Regions from separate parts of the Homo sapiens genome. Here region 2 is linked to region 1. Evidence: chromatin loops called from intact Hi-C (ENCODE). Cell type or tissue: ascending aorta. All regions are shown on one strand. Links, peaks and the distances in the headings refer to the core of each region. The heading gives the core; the rest is flanking DNA. Region 1 overlaps STX8 (syntaxin 8). Region 2 overlaps NTN1 (netrin 1).

The links. A loop is a pair of places that touch in the nucleus more often than their neighbours do. Peaks named below come from ENCODE experiments on the same cell type or tissue, not always from the same donor. Only the 100,000 strongest peaks of a DNase experiment are listed, where the experiment ranks them.
Region 2: a loop joins it to region 1, with 2.4 times the contacts of the local background. A loop is called at or near these places in 9 of 110 quality-filtered maps.

The regions. Positions count from the first base shown.
Region 1 is chr17:9,286,928-9,299,327 of GRCh38, reverse strand. All of the region lies in intron 7 of STX8 (syntaxin 8), which reads left to right. Among named protein-coding and RNA genes, the nearest start is that of NTN1, 270 kb to the right of the region's middle. RefSeq lists an enhancer at 8,964-9,073. In ascending aorta, for the core only: a CTCF peak has its summit at 6,968; DNase peaks (open chromatin) are centred at 6,599 and 6,987; H3K27ac peaks cover 2,034 bases.
Region 2 is chr17:9,239,862-9,244,440 of GRCh38, reverse strand. NTN1 (netrin 1) reads right to left here. Exons shown (of 7, transcript NM_004822.3): 7 at 441-4,579. The coding sequence ends at 4,473. Among named protein-coding and RNA genes, the nearest start is that of NTN1, 220 kb to the right of the region's middle. RefSeq lists a silencer at 4,009-4,458. In ascending aorta, for the core only: no CTCF peak of the experiment used is centred there; DNase peaks (open chromatin) are centred at 3,510, 3,930, 4,040, 4,530 and 1 weaker place; H3K4me3 peaks cover 1,940 bases; H3K27ac peaks cover 2,408 bases.

The DNA.
Region 1 (12,400 bases), core at 5,979-8,478:
GTAAGGCTCAGCATTCTGTATAGCATAGATTGGGAATTAACCATGTGACCACATTTGCACCATCTGAAGTTGGAATTCACAAAAAAAATGTGGAAAACTATGATGAGCTATGCATCCGGGAGAAAAGGTCACTGTGCCTGCGTGAGTGTGTGTTGGAGAAGGCTTGTGTTGGTCACCAGTGCCATCTGAAGTCCAGAAGCAGATGTGAACCCAAGATGGCCTCAGACTGCAAACTCCTAGGCCAAAGGGAAATGACCTTCTACCAACAGAGAATCAAGGAAAGTGAGAGAGGGCTCGCAAAACACCGACAAGAGAAAAACCAGGTGGGAAGGTGAGTGCATCTGGCTAATTGGTCACAGACTGTAAATTCCCCTCAAGCATCTTGTTTTAAGCCACATCTGCTGCTGCTACTTAGAAGAGCCTGGATCTTCTGAGGAGTTGCAAAGGAATGCTTGCAAGGACAGATGCTACTCAGGTTTGGTTTGGTTTTGTTTTGTTTTGTTTTGTTTGTTTTTGAGACAGAGTTTCGCTCTTGTTGCCTAGACTGGAGTGCAGTGGCGTGATCTCGGCTCACTGCAACCTCCGCCTTCTGGTTTCAAGCAATTCTTCTGCCTCAGTCTCCTGAGTAGCTGGGATTACAGATGTCCGCCACCACACCCGGCTAATTTTTGTATTTTTAGTAGAGACGGGGTTTCACCATGTTGGCCAGGATGGTCTCAGTCTCCTGACCTCAGGTGATCTACCCACCTTGGCCTCCCAAAGTACTGGGATTACAGGCGTGAGCCACCATGGCTGGCCCGGTTTTTTTGGTTTTTAAAGTGGAATAACAGAAGTACATTTGCTCACAGAGAGTTACTTGGAAGAGGGAAAGACAAAGCAGGAGTGCACGTGGCAGTGGAAGGAAGATGTTGGAAGAGCACTTAGGAAAACCTGAGCTGATTTCCTCATCAGCCTTTCCATTGCCAGGAACTCTCCTGTGCCTGTGGGTGCCAGGGCTGGGCTGGCCAAAGTACAGAGGTCAGAAAGTTCCACCTCCGCCAACTCACGCTCCACATGTGCTCACATCCATGCTTCCTTCAGTCACTGACACTTTTACTGTCCATCTTCTTCTGCTCAAGAGGAAAGGACTCCCATCAGTTCATCCATGCTCCCACGTCAGAAACAGAGTGTGCTTTCCCAGCCAGTGACATTTCCATTTTAAATGGGAACGGAGGAGGAGGCTGACTGTGACAAACAGGAATCTACCAGCAGTGGAATTTTGGGTATCCTGAAGCTGTTTGGGGAAGACACTTGGGAAAAGAAAGGACTTCTTTTTACCCATCAGGTCATCTCTATTTAGGTAACCACTTGGTCCACCCTTGCTAGGTACATGGAATAACTTTGTTTATAGGAACACCGCTTAAGATACAGTGGGGTCCCAACTTGCCCTTCTTTCAGAAGATGCTCCTGCTGCATCCCCAGCTAACAAACATTCATTTATTGAGAGACAGACACTCACTATATCACCTAGGCTAGTCTTGACCTCCTGGGCTCAAGTGATTCTCCTGCCTCAACCTCCCAGGCAGCTGGGACTACAGGTGTGTGCCACCATGCCTGGCTAATTTTACTGTTATTTTTATTTCTTTAGAGATAGGGTCTTGCCGTGTTGCCCAGGGTGGTTTTGAACTCTTGGGCTCAAGCAGTCCTCCTGCTTCAGCCTCCCAGGTAATGGGAACCATAGGCGTGAGCTACTGCATCCGGCTAACAAACATTTATTGAGTACTTGCTGTTGCCTAGCCCTGGAATGATGACCTCTATTCAGCTTGTATGAGAAGTCACGAATGCTGAAATAAAAGATGTCTTTCTCTCTTTCATGTACCAACCAAGGAAGCATCTCCACATCCATTTTGTTGCCACCTCTGGCCCTGACTCTAAGCTTCCTTGGCATTTTAAGTAGATGAAGAATCATTCCATTAAGTGGGAGTGGCAGGAAGGGTGACAGTGATGAGATTCTCATACTCAGTTCTAAAGATGAGTTTCTATACTCACTAAACCACATTAGGAGCAGGATTCACTTTTTCTTTTTTTTTCTTTTTTTTTTTTTTTTGCAAACTCTGGGCATATGCTATCAGACTGTATGCAAAATGATACAAGGTTTGAACATCTCTACATCAAGTTAAGATTGCAGTTTAATGAGGTAAACATAAATGAGAGCTGACGTTTTTGGAGGTTCACTGTGCATTGGACACCATGCCAAATGCTTCCAAAGCATCATGTCATGAAGTCCTCATACCTGTCCTGTATGAACAGATGCTGTTATTCTTCCCATTTACAAGATAAGGCAACTAGTAAATTCATTGAGCTTGTCTCTTGACAGCTTATGTAATTTTCTGTATATGTATTATACTTGAGTAAGATTTATGTTGAAAAAAATAATGAGATGAGGCCCAGAGAAGTTTAGTAACTTGTCTAAAATCACCCAACTAGTATTAGCAGAGGCAGGATTCAGCCACCACCTTTGTCTCACCTTGGAGCTCACACAGCCCCTACTCTGTACAGCTATCCTTTACATTTAAGTATAATTAAAATCATACTGCATGGCAAGCGGTTACTACAAATAACTGCTTTATATTCACTTACACAGCTAATCCAGCTAATCCTTCATTTTGTCATGTCTTCGCTATCTAGAAATGCCCTTGGTTTGTTTTTTTTTTTTTTTAGTCTTTCAACAATTTACTTCTTTTTTTCCTTCCAGCCATTTACAAGTTTATTGTTGAATGAATGAATTCATTAATTAATCATGTCATAACATTTACATTTACACTAATATACATTTTTTTTTTTTTTTGAGAGATGGAGTTTCACTCTCGTTGCCTAGGCTGGAATGCAGTGGTGTGATCTTGGTTCACTGCAACCTCCACCTCCCAGGTTCAAGCTATTCTCCTGCCACAGCCTCCCAAGTAGCTGGGATTACAGGCACGCACCACCACGCCTGGCTAATTTTTTTGAGACAGAGTCTCTGTCGCCCAGGCTGGAGTGCAGTGGTGCGATCTCAGCTCACTGCAAGCTCTGCCTCCCAGGTTCGCGCCATTCTCCTGCCTCAGCCTCCCGAGTAGCTGGGATTACAGGCATGCACCACCATGCCTGGCTAATTTTTTTGAGACGGAGTCTCACTCTGTCTCCCAGGCTGGAGTACAGTAGCACGATCTCGGCTCACTGCAATCTCCGCCTCCCGGGTTCGCGCCATTCTCCTGCCTCAGCCTCCTGAGTAGCTGGGACTACAGGCACCCGCCACCGCCCCCGGCTAATTTTTTGTATTTTTAGCAGAGGCAGGGTTTCACCGTGTTAGCCAGGATGGTCTCAATCTCCTGACCTCGTGATCCGCCCGCCTTGGCCTCCCAAAGTGCTGGGATTACAGGCATGAGCCACTGCGCCTGGCCACACCTGGCTAATTTTTTGTATTTTTGGTAGAGATGGGGTTTCACCATGTTGGCCAGGCTGGTCTCGAACTCCTGACCTCAGGTGATCCACCTGTCTTGGCCTCCCAAAGTGCTGGGATTACAGGCATGAGCCACTGCACCCAGCCTCCTTTTTTTGGGGGGGAGGGGGGACGGAATCTCATTCTGTCGTCACGCTGGAGTGCGGTGGCGCGATCTTGGCTCACTGCAACCTCTGCCTCCTGGTTTCAAGTGATTCTCCTGCCTCAGCCTCCCGAGTAACTGGAATTACAGGCACCTGCCACCACGCCCAGCTAATTTTTTGTATTTTTAGTAGAGACGGGATTTCACCTGTTGGCCAGGCTGGTCTCGAACTCCTGACCTCGTGATTTGCCCGCCTCAGCTCCCGAAAGTGCTGGGATTACTGGTGTGAGCCACCGTGCCTGGTCCCAGCCTACATTTTCAAGATAATATCCTAGATTTGTTCATTTCTTTAATTTGTCTATAAACAATTATTGAATGTCTGCTACATGCTAGGGACCAGGACTATAAAGTTGACTAAGGTGGTCTCTTCTTTCAAGGGGCTCGGAGTCTAATAGGAACAGTTAGGCTTGTTTTAAAAAAGACTAAGTCAATAAAGTGTTATGGGTTCTAAGATAAGATCCCTTCACATAGAGAGGAGGCATCAAGGAAGAAATGGCTAGGATGAATGAGAAAGACCTCATAGAAGAGGTGACTCTGAGTTTTCAAATATAAATTAGTGTTGGCCAAGAGCCAGGGAGGTGGCAGGGCCAACAAGGCTCACTCCATTAGTCTGCTCAAGCTGCCATAACAAAATACCAGGCGGGGTTGCTTAGCCAACAGAAGTTTATTCTCTCAGAATTCTGGAGATTAGAAATCCAAGATCAGGGTGCCAGCAGGGTCGGTTTCTGCTGAGGCTTCTGTCCTTGGGTTGCAGATGGCTGCCTTCTTGCTCTGTGCTCACGTGGCCTTTCCTCTGTGCATGCTCAGAGTATGCAAGTTCAGAGAAGGAAAGAGCCCTCTGGTGTCTCTTCCTCTTCTTATAATGACATCAGTCCTATTGGACTAGTACCCCACTCTTATGACCTCATTTTCATTTTCATTACATTTTCAAAGTTCCTGTCTCCAAATACAGTTACATTGAGGATTTGGGCTTCAACATATGAATGTTGGGGTGATACGATTCAGTCCATAATGCTTACCAACACTAGAGTTTCCCTGGCCCCTAGTTCTTCCTTATGTTTCATCAATGAAGTACCCTCCTCTGCACACACCTTCTTAAGAATCCTTTCCCATGCATTCTTCCCATCCCTGGAAGTCTCTAAGGAGCGATTCCTGATTCCTGTCTGCTCCTTGTTGTCTGCTCTAAAGAGTGTAAGACTGCCAAAGCTCCTGTTTATGAAACGCCTGGCTTCAGATGTTCCACCCTCACTCAGAGCTGATCCTGATGGAGAAGCAACAGTTGCCTTCCATGCAGGAATCTTCTCTTTCAGTGATTCTGTTGTATTTCCAGCTTTCCTGAGCCATTGAGGCCCACCATAGGGTTTTGCACATAGTAAGGGCTCAGAAAATACGAGTTCTCTTCCTCTTTCACTTTATCACCATTAGGCCTTCCAGCCAGACTTCATATCTTTCCTTTCCTTCCTATCTTGTGTTACGCCATCTCTCTCACTAAGAGTTCTTTGCTGACCCTGGGGCCAAATTAGCAAGATGTGACCAACAGCACTGCAATAGACATCAGAAGACCCAAACCCTAGGCCACCTCTAGGCTAGCCGTGGAATCTTCATCATTTGCTTCATCTATAAGATGGAGAAAATAAGACTTGGGCCAGGGGCAGTGGCTCACGCCTGTAATCCCAGCACTTTGGGAGGCCGAGACGGGCAGATCACTAGGTCAGGAAATCGAGACCATCCTGGCTAACACGGTGAAACCCCGTCTCTACTAAAAATACAAAAAAAAAATTAGCCAGGCGTGGTGGCGGGTGCCTGTAGTCCCAGGTACTTGGGAGGCTGAGACAGCAGAATGGCGTGAACCCGGGAGGCGGAGCTTGCAGTGAGCCAAGATCGTGCCGCTGCACTCCAGCCTGGGCGACAGACAGAGACTCCATCTCAAAAAAAAAAAAAAGTACTATAAATGGTGACCACATAAAAAGTTAAACATGACATCTGGGGTTACTGCAAAGCTTAAAATGGATAACATATATGTCACGGTTCTTTGCAAAGTACAAAGTGTCGTATTCACTTCAAAATTAATGACAGTATTCTATTTTTATGGTAACATTTTCTGGGTAGACCGCCGGACCTTCTTACACCTCCTATCTCACTGTCATCACTTATCCAAGGACCTTAATCAGGTCTTTGAGAATTCTTCATAGCTACCTCATGCCCAAGTTATAATGTTCTCATTAAAAAAAAAAAAAGTCTCTAAAATTCCACATCTTCTGTGAGGTCCTCATAAGCTGATTACAGGTAGGGGATGACTTCCCCAGGAAGCCGTGTAAGGCAGTGGCTGCAGACACTGTTTTGAGGGGTCTACAATCTGACTTTCTGGATTGGAATCCAGCTCCATTGGTTACCAGCTGTGAGACCTCGAGCATCCCTTAGATACTCCTAGAATACTGCCTAGAAACTAGAAGTATTCATGGGATCTACCCAACATTGGGAGATTTGTGAGGGTGAAATGAATTATAGCATGTGTATTCTTCAGAACAATGCTTGGCACTTTGTAAATGCTCTCACTATTCATTATTATTTTTCTTTATCTACCTAGGAGACATGGAGGTCCCTGGCTGCTGTGTCCCAGTGGTTATTTAGTGATTGTACCCAATTCAATAATATTGGTGAAATGAATTTAAATTTGCTTAACCAACCAGTATCCATGATGATACCGGATATTCATGTTTTGTTCTATTTTCTGTCAGGTTACTTTAATCTGTCTTGAAAATAATCTTCCTAGAGTTGCTTGCTGGTTGGGTGTAAGGCCTTGTGTTTGGAGAGAAGATGGGGGGCATGAGAGCTGAATAGCTAGTGGCATCTGAGGACTTGGGGCATGGGAACTGCAGAGCACATTCTTAGAAACAGCCAGAGAGCATTCAGCGAGGGGAAGACTTGTTGGCTCAAGAGGAAATTCTGCTGCTTCCAAACCAGCTTGGTGAAGCAAGATGATTCTGCAAGCCCTAGTAAGCCAGGGCCAGGACTGTGAGCTGTGCTGCTGAAGGGGTTCAATGCCAAAGTAAAGAAAGGGGATTCTTTTTAGTTGGAGGTGAGAGGAGGAAACTCCTTCCTGTAGGCCTCAGAATAAAGCATGCTCGAGATTAGCCATTAGCAGGTAGCTGGAGAAATATGAGTGCCTCCTCTTTATTTTGTCTGCTGTAAAGTTATCTTTCTGAAGTCTGTGTTGTGTTATGAAAGAGACAAGTTTAATAAACAGATTCTATTTTTGTTCAAGCTGTGGCTTAGAAAAGCACCATAAATCTCTGAACTGGGAACCCACTGGGCTCTGTATGCCTGTCACTCTCCCTTCCACCACACGGTGGTGACACACCTAAGCTGCAGGTCTCCCACGCCAGTGAATGCTGAAGCCCCACGGACAGGCCCCACGGTGGAGACCGTGACACTGACTTCCAGGATGCCTTTGCTCTACCCTTATATCGTTCATATGTTTAGTACCCATTTATTTGTCTGAGGTTCTTCTTTGTGTAAAGGAATTGCCCTGTGGGCAGGGACTCCGTCCATCCACCTCTGGGCCAGTCCTGTACCTCCTGGATTCCCAGTGCCTCTGCCCCAGCTCCAGCAGCTTCTTCCTTAGCTCTAGTCCTGGTCTGGTTAGCTGGCAGCACCCCATCCAACACTCAGGAACACATCAACACAGGAGAAAATCCCACTTCTCCTTAGTTCAACTAAGGCAAGGCGGGAGGATTTGAAAGAGAACTTTTCCTTGGAAACAACACCAAAATATACACAAAAGCATAAATAAATGAATACGTTCACAGAGTTTAGCCTGCAGAACCAGACTTAAGATAAAACAGCAAGCAATAAAGACTGGCTAGCGGAGCCTTTGGACTGTTCAAAGCCCAGTTTCTTCCCCAACCTCAATCTCTAGGAATCTTGTAGGGCAGTTTAGCAAAGATAGCTCAAATCCTATCCCAAGATAGATTTTATTTATAATTTGTGACCTATGTATTCCAAAGAGGACATGGGTAGTTTACAATAAAAGATGTATGTATATATAAAATCTCAAAGCTGTTAAAGAATAGAAAATGTTTACATGTAGAAGAGAACGTAAATAAAATATGTCCAATTCCTAAACTAATACCATATTTGAGCATTAAATTTAGCACTGAGGATAGAATCTTGGAAAACCAACACAGAAAGGGAAATATGATGTGTACCACAATGGAAGTATTTAATAGGAAAGGAAAGAAACATACTTTTTTTTTTTTTTTTTTTGAGACCGAGTCTCACTCCCATCGCCCATGCTGGAGTGCAGTGGCGTGATCATGGCTCACTGCAGCTTCAAATTCCCAGGCTTAGGTGATCCTCCCTCCCTCCTGAGTAGCTGGGACTACAGGTACCCACCACCACACCCAGCTAATGTTTTGTGTTTTTAGTGGACACGAGGTTTCACCATGTTGCCCAGGTTAGTCGTGAACTCCTCGGCTCGGGTGACTTTTCGGCTTCGGCCTCCCAAAGTGCTGGGAGGTGTGAGCCACTGCGCCCAGCCAAAACATACTTTTTAAGAAAGGCAAGCTTTTTCCTGATACTGAATATTTAATCTCAGTAATTGAAGCATATAATTCTACAGTGATTTTATACAACACACACAAACTCTATTTGGTTGACAGTAATATTTGTTCGGGTTGATTCTACTTCTGGATCCTCATTTCTTCCTAGAACTTGTTCCATGTTCACCATGGCTATGCAACATTCCCTTTTTGAAGCTGACCTTAGGTAGTGCGGAAACCCCCAAAGGGTTGTCTTTTTCAGCAGAGGACATTAGACAAGAATGAGCCTCCCAGGGGACAGGGTTACTGCACCCTAATAAGAAGCATGTACGTCCTGGACTGGGTGGCAATGTGTGCCTTTCCCCTTTTCCAAACAGGAGCTTTTGGTAGCATCCTCAGGGCATTTGTCTACAGGTATATATCGGATATATTGGAAATAACTAAATTACTTGGTCATAATATGGAGAACTATTTATGAACTGGGTTGAGAAGATGACCATTAACCAGAGATCTGGGACTTGTACCACAGAGGCCCCTCCTTCCCTCGCTATACTGTAGCAAGATGTGATTTGAGATTTTTCTCCCGTTGGGAAGGAAGTGAATGCAGTTTTGGTTGTGCTTGGGATAATTATATTTTGATAAATGTATCAAATTTGCTTGAAATTGTATATACCTGTGTGTGTGTTTGTGCGTATACGCGCACACGTGCTTGCTGAGCAGCCAAGAGGAGAGTGTAATGAATGTGTGTTCTCTTCTGTCTCTAACACCCAATACCTGCGTGTTCCATGGCGTTCAGATGCAGGTGGCACTCACCCCCATCCTGCCCTACACCTGCCCTCAATCCACACACAGTGGCATGCATTTGACATAGACTTTCACCTGGTGATGAGTCAAAATAATGGCATAATTTAAAAAGACAAATAGTGCAGGGTGTATTTCAAAAGAGAAAACAGAAAGCAAGAGTCACCTGTTTCACCTTCCTTCCCCTACACCCCACTCTCCAAAGGAAGGTACTTTCAACTCTTTCACACTCTCTTCTTGGTTTTGCTTTCTTATTTCTAAATAATGTACTTGTACTGACATGACTCGATTTGCTTGCAATTCTAGAAGCTGTCTCTTAACTTCCTCCTGTGGGAAATGATTAGTTCTTTCATTGTCCGCCCACACACATGCTCAGGCACTCACACTTCTTTCTCTGTGCTACCAACAGAGTTAAACTACAATTGTTAGTTATCACTCATTGTTTTCATTTTGACCATATCAATATCATTAACAGAGCTACGTAGTTTATTGTAATTAGATCTCCTTTCTCATGCAATATTTTGTGTTTTTTTGGAACTTATTGTCATTTTTCCCTTTGTGTGTTTTGTTTTGTTTTTGTTTTTTTGAGACGGAGTCTTGCTCTGTCACCCAGGCTGGACTGCAGTGGCGCGATCCCGACTCACTGCAAGCTCCACCTCCCGGGTTCATGCCATTCTCCTGCCTCAGCCTCCCGAGTAGCTGGGACTACAGGCGCCCGCCACCACACCCAGCTGATTTTTTGTTTTTTTTTTTAGTAGAGATGGGGTTTCACCATGTTAGCCAGGATGGATTTTCCCCTTTGTCTATTATAATTCTTGCCCTAAATTACTACCAAACTAAAAAAAAAAAAAATTTGTGGGTATCGTCAGATGCACATCAAATAATCTGTCTTTTTTATATTTTCCTTGGGGTCAGCTCTCCTGGAGTCCTCGTCCTTCTAAACCAGTCCAAACTGGTAGCTGTCTAGGACAGCACTCCTCTGCTAGGCCTTCTTAATATCTTCTTGAGACTTTCCATCAACTCTTTCTTCTTTTGGAGCCCTTCATTCCTGGAACTCATTTTCTTGCTTGATTTACCCCCTTAAGCCTCCCCTAGCTTTCTAAGAAAGAGTACTTGGGAAATAAATTTTCTTGAGATAGTACTTGTCCAAAACTATCTTTATTATCTCCCTTGTTGTTGATTGATTGACTGCATATAAAATTTTAGGCCGGAAACAATTTGCACTCCAAATTTTGGAGGCATCTTGCCTTGACTACTAGCTTCCGGTATTGCCATAGAGAAGTCCAGTGCCTGTCTGATTCCAGAACCTTGTTGTACATCCTATTTTGCTCTTAGGAGCATCTCTTTAGTCCCAGCATCCTAAATTTCACACAGAAGGCCTTAGCATAACTTCCCCGCTTACCCCCGTTATTGTGTTGGGTATTTTGTGAACGCTTCAGTTTGAAAATTCATGTCCTTCAGTTCTCAAAACATTTTCTTATAGCTTTCATGATTACCTCCTGTGTTTTCTCTTTTCTTTCCTTCTGCTGCACCCCTTAATTGGATATTGGGTTTCATAGTTTAATCCTTGAATTTCCTTATTTTCTCTTCTGTCTTTCATTTTTTGGTTGTTTTGTTCATTTCTTCAAGTGAGTCTTAAAATTCTTCCATTGAAATTCTTTTATTTATTTATTTATTTATTTATTTATTTTATTTATTTATTTCGAGACGGAGTCTCACTCTGTCACCCAGGCTGGAGTGCAGTGGCGCGATCTCGGCTCACTGCAAGCTCCACCTCCCGGGTTCACGGCATTCTCCTGCCTCAGCCTCCCGAGTAGCTGGGACTACAGGCGCCTGCCACCACGCCCGGCTAATTTTTTTGTCATTTTAGTAGAGACGGGGTTTCACCGCGTTAGCCAGGATGGTCTCGATCTCTTGATCTCGTGATCCACCCGTCTCGGCCTCCCAAAGTGCTGGGATTACAGGCGTGAGCCACCGCGCCCGGCCCATTGAAATTCTTTATAGCTGCTGTCTTCCTTTTTCACTCCAAGGCTTTCTGATTTTTTAATTTATTCTGTTCTAATTTCATAGATATTACATATTTTATCTCTATGATAATTGTAATTATTGTTTCTTTCACATTTTCTTCTGTTCTTTGCGTTGTATCTTGTCATTGGATTCCTTTTTCTGTTTTTTTTTTTTTCAGGGGGAAGGTTGGTTTTTTGTTTTTGGTTTTTTTTTTTTTTGTTTGTTTGTTTGTTTGTTTTGCTTTTCTCCCCCCCCCCCCCCTTGTCAAATGTCTAGTGATGCTTGGCTACCCATTAATGTTAAAGAATGTAGGCCAGGCATGGTGGCTCACACCTGTAATCCCAGCACTTTGGGAAGCCGAGGCGGGTGGATCACAAGGTCAAGAGATTGAAACCATCCTGGCCAACATGGTGAAACCCTGTCTCTACCAAAAATACCAAATTAGCTGGGCGTGGTGGTGCTCACCTGTAATCCCAGCTACTTGGGAGGCTGAGGCAGGACAGTCACTTGAACCCAGAAGGCAGAGGTTGCAGTGAGCCGAGATGTGCCACTTCACTCCAGTCTGGCGACCGAGTGAGCCTCCATCTCAAAACAAAAAAAAAAGAATGTAAAAAGACATATGAAAGTTCTATAGGCATGGGTGGGATCTGTTGAATTGCAGATTTCACAGAAGCATTATCAGGCAGGGGAGGACCTAGTCATTGATTGGGGATCCCAAACAGGACTATCTGCATTTCTTTTGTCTTTGTTTAGTCCATCACTGCTGAGAGGAGCCCTGTAGTCCCCCCTAATGAGTGGAAACTTGGCTGTTAATTGTCTGGGAGCCAAACAGGAAGAGGGGACAGCCAGCTTCTCATGCCCTATGAAAACCAGGATTTCATCTCCCTATTTCCAGCATCTCGTCATATCCCTTTCTTCTTCTGTGCCTGTTGCCCCCATGTTTCAAGCTCCCCAGTCCAGTTTCACCTGTGAACATCTCTCCTGAGAAGATAGGGGAGAGGTAGTTTGCCTGATTGTGTGCGGTGGTGGCAGGGACCTGGGGTGCATCTGGCCCTCATATAGTCTTTAACTAGTCCCCCTGTTTTTAGCCTCACCTGCAGGAGAACCTGATGGAGCCTGCCCCACCCCAAATCTGCTGTTTAGGTTTCATCGTCATCTACTGTAAGACACTGATGACTTATCCATCTGCTTTCCATCTCCTGACATTTTGTTGCTGTATCTGATGGGATGTCATTTTCTCTCCTGTTCTTTTGGTTTATATATTTATACCATTCCCCACTAGTAGAGTTTGGGGAGCGGGGAGAGATAACCAAGGGCATTCAGTTTGCCCACGTGAAATCAACACATGACATACATCATCCTTCCAGGCCTCATTTACAGCCCCGTGAGACAGGTAATGTCATTCCCATATCACAGACAAGAGGCAAAGAC
Region 2 (4,579 bases), core at 2,080-4,579, 51 kb after region 1:
TGCAGGTTCTGAATCAAATGGGGAGGGTCAAAGGTGGCTCTCCGCCCACCCGGGGGTTGCAGGTAAGGCAAAGTGGGAGGGGACCCCTTTCCCCCCACTCTGTCTTGGAACTCCAGGGAATGGCAAGGATGGGTCCCTGGAGTGGTTTCCTGCAGCCTGCAATACAGACTGTCCCATTCGAGAACCTTTTAGCTCAAAACAGCACGGCCAGCAAGGCCCTAGGACATTCCAAGCAAAACTGCTCTTCTCCTGCCTTCTCGGGGGAGTTAGTTAGGGCTCTGTCTCTGAGGCTCTGGGTAAAACCCAGGCTCTGACTTGCAGGGGAGTTCTTCGGCCTGAAGCCATATTCCTCAAACTCCCCGAAAACTCCATCCTTCCCCTGCCTCCCCACACGCCCACCTCCCACAGCCCAGGCCACCAATCAAGACTGCGAGACGGCATAGTGTACAAGAGTTTATTTAATGATATCTGAATTTAGTTCTATCATGTGGGGCCCACATTACAAGTTCCATCTGGGTCCATTACAACTCTAACCAACCCCCCACCCCCCCCCAAAAAAAAGGAAAGAAAGAAAATCCACAACTTTTTCCATGTCATTAAATATATTCATATATAATAACCATAATATATTAGTATGCATTGGAAAGGGACATTGACCCAAACAATACGTCATGGTCACAACTAAACATTTACAATTCTGAGTGAACAGAAATCCAAAACACAGGAGGGGGCAGAGGGAGGAGGGGAAGTGCATTTGGGAGGAGGGAATGGGAAGAAACGTCCAATGACAGGAGTGGGACTGGTTTGGCTTTTGGCAAGGGGCGAGACCCCACAAGTACACATTTTGATCCCCCCCGGTGTGCCATGGCCCACAGGAATGTCTTGTCCACGGACCATGGCCAGTGGCCCCATCAATGGGTCTAGTCTGTCCACTCTGGGCTTCAAGGGGACTTCCTTTAAGTGTTGACAGCCTAAGCGTCTTTCACTTTCCTGAAGGCAGGAACCATTCCCCAGTCCCTTAGGGTCTCTTCTTGAGTTCAGTCTCATTCCAACCTGGGACAACTCCAAGAAAGTAAGTCCGTACCCCTCTCCAGCATGCCGCGACTGAGGCAGAGTTCCAGGGCCTTGGAGCAGCTCCCAGCCTCCCTGGGCTGTGACCCTCCCTCCCTGGGTTGTGACCCCAGGTGTCCCTCCCTCCCACATAGAGGCCCCTGGGGATGCTGCCTCCTGCCCTGCTTTCCAAGGACAGAAGCAGTGGGCAGAGACCACAGCCAGCAGGTGAATCCCGGGGACAGCCCTATGTCCTCCCCCGCAAATCTTCGGCATTACTGCGTGTCCGTAAAGCAGGCACTCAGCTGTCAGGGGCACCAGACCACCCAGCTGGTAAGAAAAAGGACAACTGGGGAAGCTGTTTCAAAAACAAAGACTAATCTGGTATGTTTTTCTTCAAACAAACACCTACATAGCACAATTCTGGTTAATACACTCTTCAAAATCAAAATCTAGTTCCGTTTTACATCCCTTCCTAACTGTACAAACCGGGACACCTCAATTCCCATTTCCCTCTGCTCCTTGGAGTGGGGCACCGGAGTGGAGGAGGGGTGCTTTCCCAAGGATGGTGCTCACCGCAGAGGCCGGGGCTGCAGTCGGGAGTGGTGGGCTGGGTCCTGGCTGGGTGTGTGGATAGGAAAGGCAGCTCGTGACGACCGTGCAATCCCAACAGTGACCTGGCTGCTAGCATGGTGGATCTGGTCACCCTGACGCATTCCCCAAGGGCCAGACCACCGGGCGGACAGCCTGTGCCCTGCGGGGTGCTGAGCCGAAGGGAGGGGCAGGACACTGGCTGAATTTTCCGCAAGATGCCTTGTTGCTTGGCGTGTCGCCAGCTCCGTTGCTGAGGTGGCCTCAGAGACCACCACAAATGCAAGCCCCTCACAGGACACCCGTGAGACCCAGACCCAGGGTGGGATATCGTGGGGCTGCCACAGCCCTTCTGGGCAGGGTGAAGAAACCACACTGGCATAGACAGAAATAGGACAACCGCCCCAGCAGCGTAGTGCCTTGTGATGCTGATGGCGCCCAGCACACCACACTGGGCATCCGAGGGGCGCTGACAGCTTGGAGAGGGGCCCTGTCTTCTAGCCTTGGGCTGGATTCAGGGAAGCCAAATGCCCCTTCCCAGGGCAGGTCTGTCTGCTCCCTGCCCCTGAGGCACCTCTGCCAGTCTCTCCTGGAGTCTCTCCAACCACCCTGAGGCAGCCAAAACACCTTTCTAAAAACACCTTTCTACCACCTCTTCGGAGCATCCAAGGCCTGCCTTCCTGGAACCTGGAGCTGCCATCTGGCAAGTCCGTCCCTGCATCCCGCACCACTTTGCTGCCTCCTCTGAAGATGTGATTGTCCCCATGCCCTACCCCACCCCGGGCTCCTGTTCTCCAGCCCAGATGCCAGTGTCCTCAAGAGGCAGTAACCAGGGCCAGGGGCTCGGTGGCCACTCCCCCAAGAGCACCCTCCCAGCCTGCACAGGGATTGGGCGGGTAGGCTGCAGAGCTGGAGTGCAGTGAGGGCCAGCGTGGCCCCTGGTCAGAAAGTCGGGCTCTGGAGTTTGAGCCCCAGTCCTGCCACCAATTTGCAGCATGACCTTGGGCACGTGTACTCCAGTCTCCTTGCTGGTGATAATGAGTCCCTGTCCCACAGGGTTGTCATGAGTACACACTGGGAGCATGTGGGTAAAGTGCCTGGCACACAGCAGGTGCTCAATAAATGGCAGCCGTGATGCGGGTAAATGTGGGGAAGGCGGAGGGAAGCCAGACCACCGGGGGCCGAGCTTCATACTTGGTATGACCCTTTTGAGCAGCCAAACTCTGGCCGGGAAAGTGAAACCAATTTCCTGACTGTGAGGGGAGCCAGGCCTCTTAATTCAGTGCGCCGGGTGTGAGGATGTGGGCCAGAGGCCCGGGCAGTGCAGAGAGCCCAGGAAGGCAGGGAGCCAGGAGGCCCCAGGGCACAGGAATGGACCCTGTGTGAGGAGGTCAGAACAAAAGGGGCTGCCTGCTTGAGGACCGTGTCTCTAGGAGATTTTGGAAGGAGGGCTGGGGCACAGTGGAGGGCACGGGCAGACTCCACAAAGACCGTCTGGAAAGGCACGGTCAAGGTGTGGCCCAGGCCAGACCCAAGACAGCTGTAGGGGGCAGGCCGGCAGCCTCTGTGCCTTCCCTTGGAGAAGCCAGCATGGCCTCCTTGGCCCCCAGGAACCTGGTCATTCCTGTGCCCCTGCCCACCCATGGCTCAGGCACTCTGGTACTTCACTGAGCCAGCAAACCCCATCCCAGCTCAAACAAGCCCCCGGCCCCAAGCCAGGCCCAAGTGCCTTCGCAGCCTGCAGACTCCAAGCCCGTTCAGGCCCTTTCCAGCTGTTGACATTGCTGAGGGGCCTTGCGGGAGCTGATGTCATTTACATAAATAGTGTCACTGCCGTAAACCCAGCCAGTGCCCCTCCCCCTCCCCCTGGAAAACGTCATAAAAAGGGCTGGTTCCAAGTTTCCAAAAGGAAACTCTCTGGGAGGTTTTGCGTTTGCGATGCCTCCTCCAACAGGCAGCTCCAGCATGAGGCGGTGACCACCCGGCTTGGGCTTCTCAGGGGTGTCCCTGGGCCCACTGCCTTCCGGATGGGCCAGCCCCACGCTGGGCAGGGGCAGGGGCAGGGGCAGAGACAGGCAGCAGCAGGGGCTTCCTCTCCTCTCTCCACAGGTGAACCACTCACCGACCCCAAGCCCCCACCCAGTAGGACCCACTCAGCAGGTAGCAGTGGAGACAGAGGCCGCCTGGGGCATGCTGGCTGGACAGGAGCTGTCCACTCCCCAAATGCTGCCAGGCCCCTTCAGATGGAGGAGTCCAGGCTGTGACAGCCAGGTGGCCCGCGGGGAACTGCTAGAAGGGGCCGGGGAGAAAGGGGGGGATCCCGTCGGCTGCGTGTCGGGTGGTGGTTTGGTGGGTGCTCCGCGCCCCGCCCACACTACGGGCTTGAGAATTCACAGTTCTCCTCCCGTCCACGTCTCCGCGCCATCCACGCCCCGCGCCTGGGGCCCCAGTTGTGCGATTCTGCGCCCGCCCCCGGGCCCCAGGGCAGGCTGCCCCCAGCCCCTCCACGGCGGCCGCGCCCAGGCCCAGGGAAGCGCGTCTCTGCTCTGGAAGGAGCCCCGTGAGGTAGCTACGTCTCGTCATTTCTCCAGGGCCCGGCCGGCGGCGCACCCCGCCCCGCGTGCACGCGGCTCCCGCCCAGAGCGCGCAGGGTGGGGGTAGGGGGAGGGGCCGCCGAGGGTCCCGCCCCCCGCGCCGTGCGGCCCCGCCCCCTCCCTCCCCCCACCTGGGAAAGCCCTCGCGGGCCAAGTCCGCGGCGGCCGGGCCAAGGCGCCCGCTCTCGCTCGGCCCCGCCCTGGCGCCCGCCCGCCCGCCCGCCCGCTGCCTCGGCGCTAGGCCTTCTTGCACTTGCCCTTCTTCTCACGCTGCTGGAACTTGCGCAGCCGCCGCGCCCACGTGTCCCGCCACTGGATCACCAGGCTGCTTTTATCGGCCACGA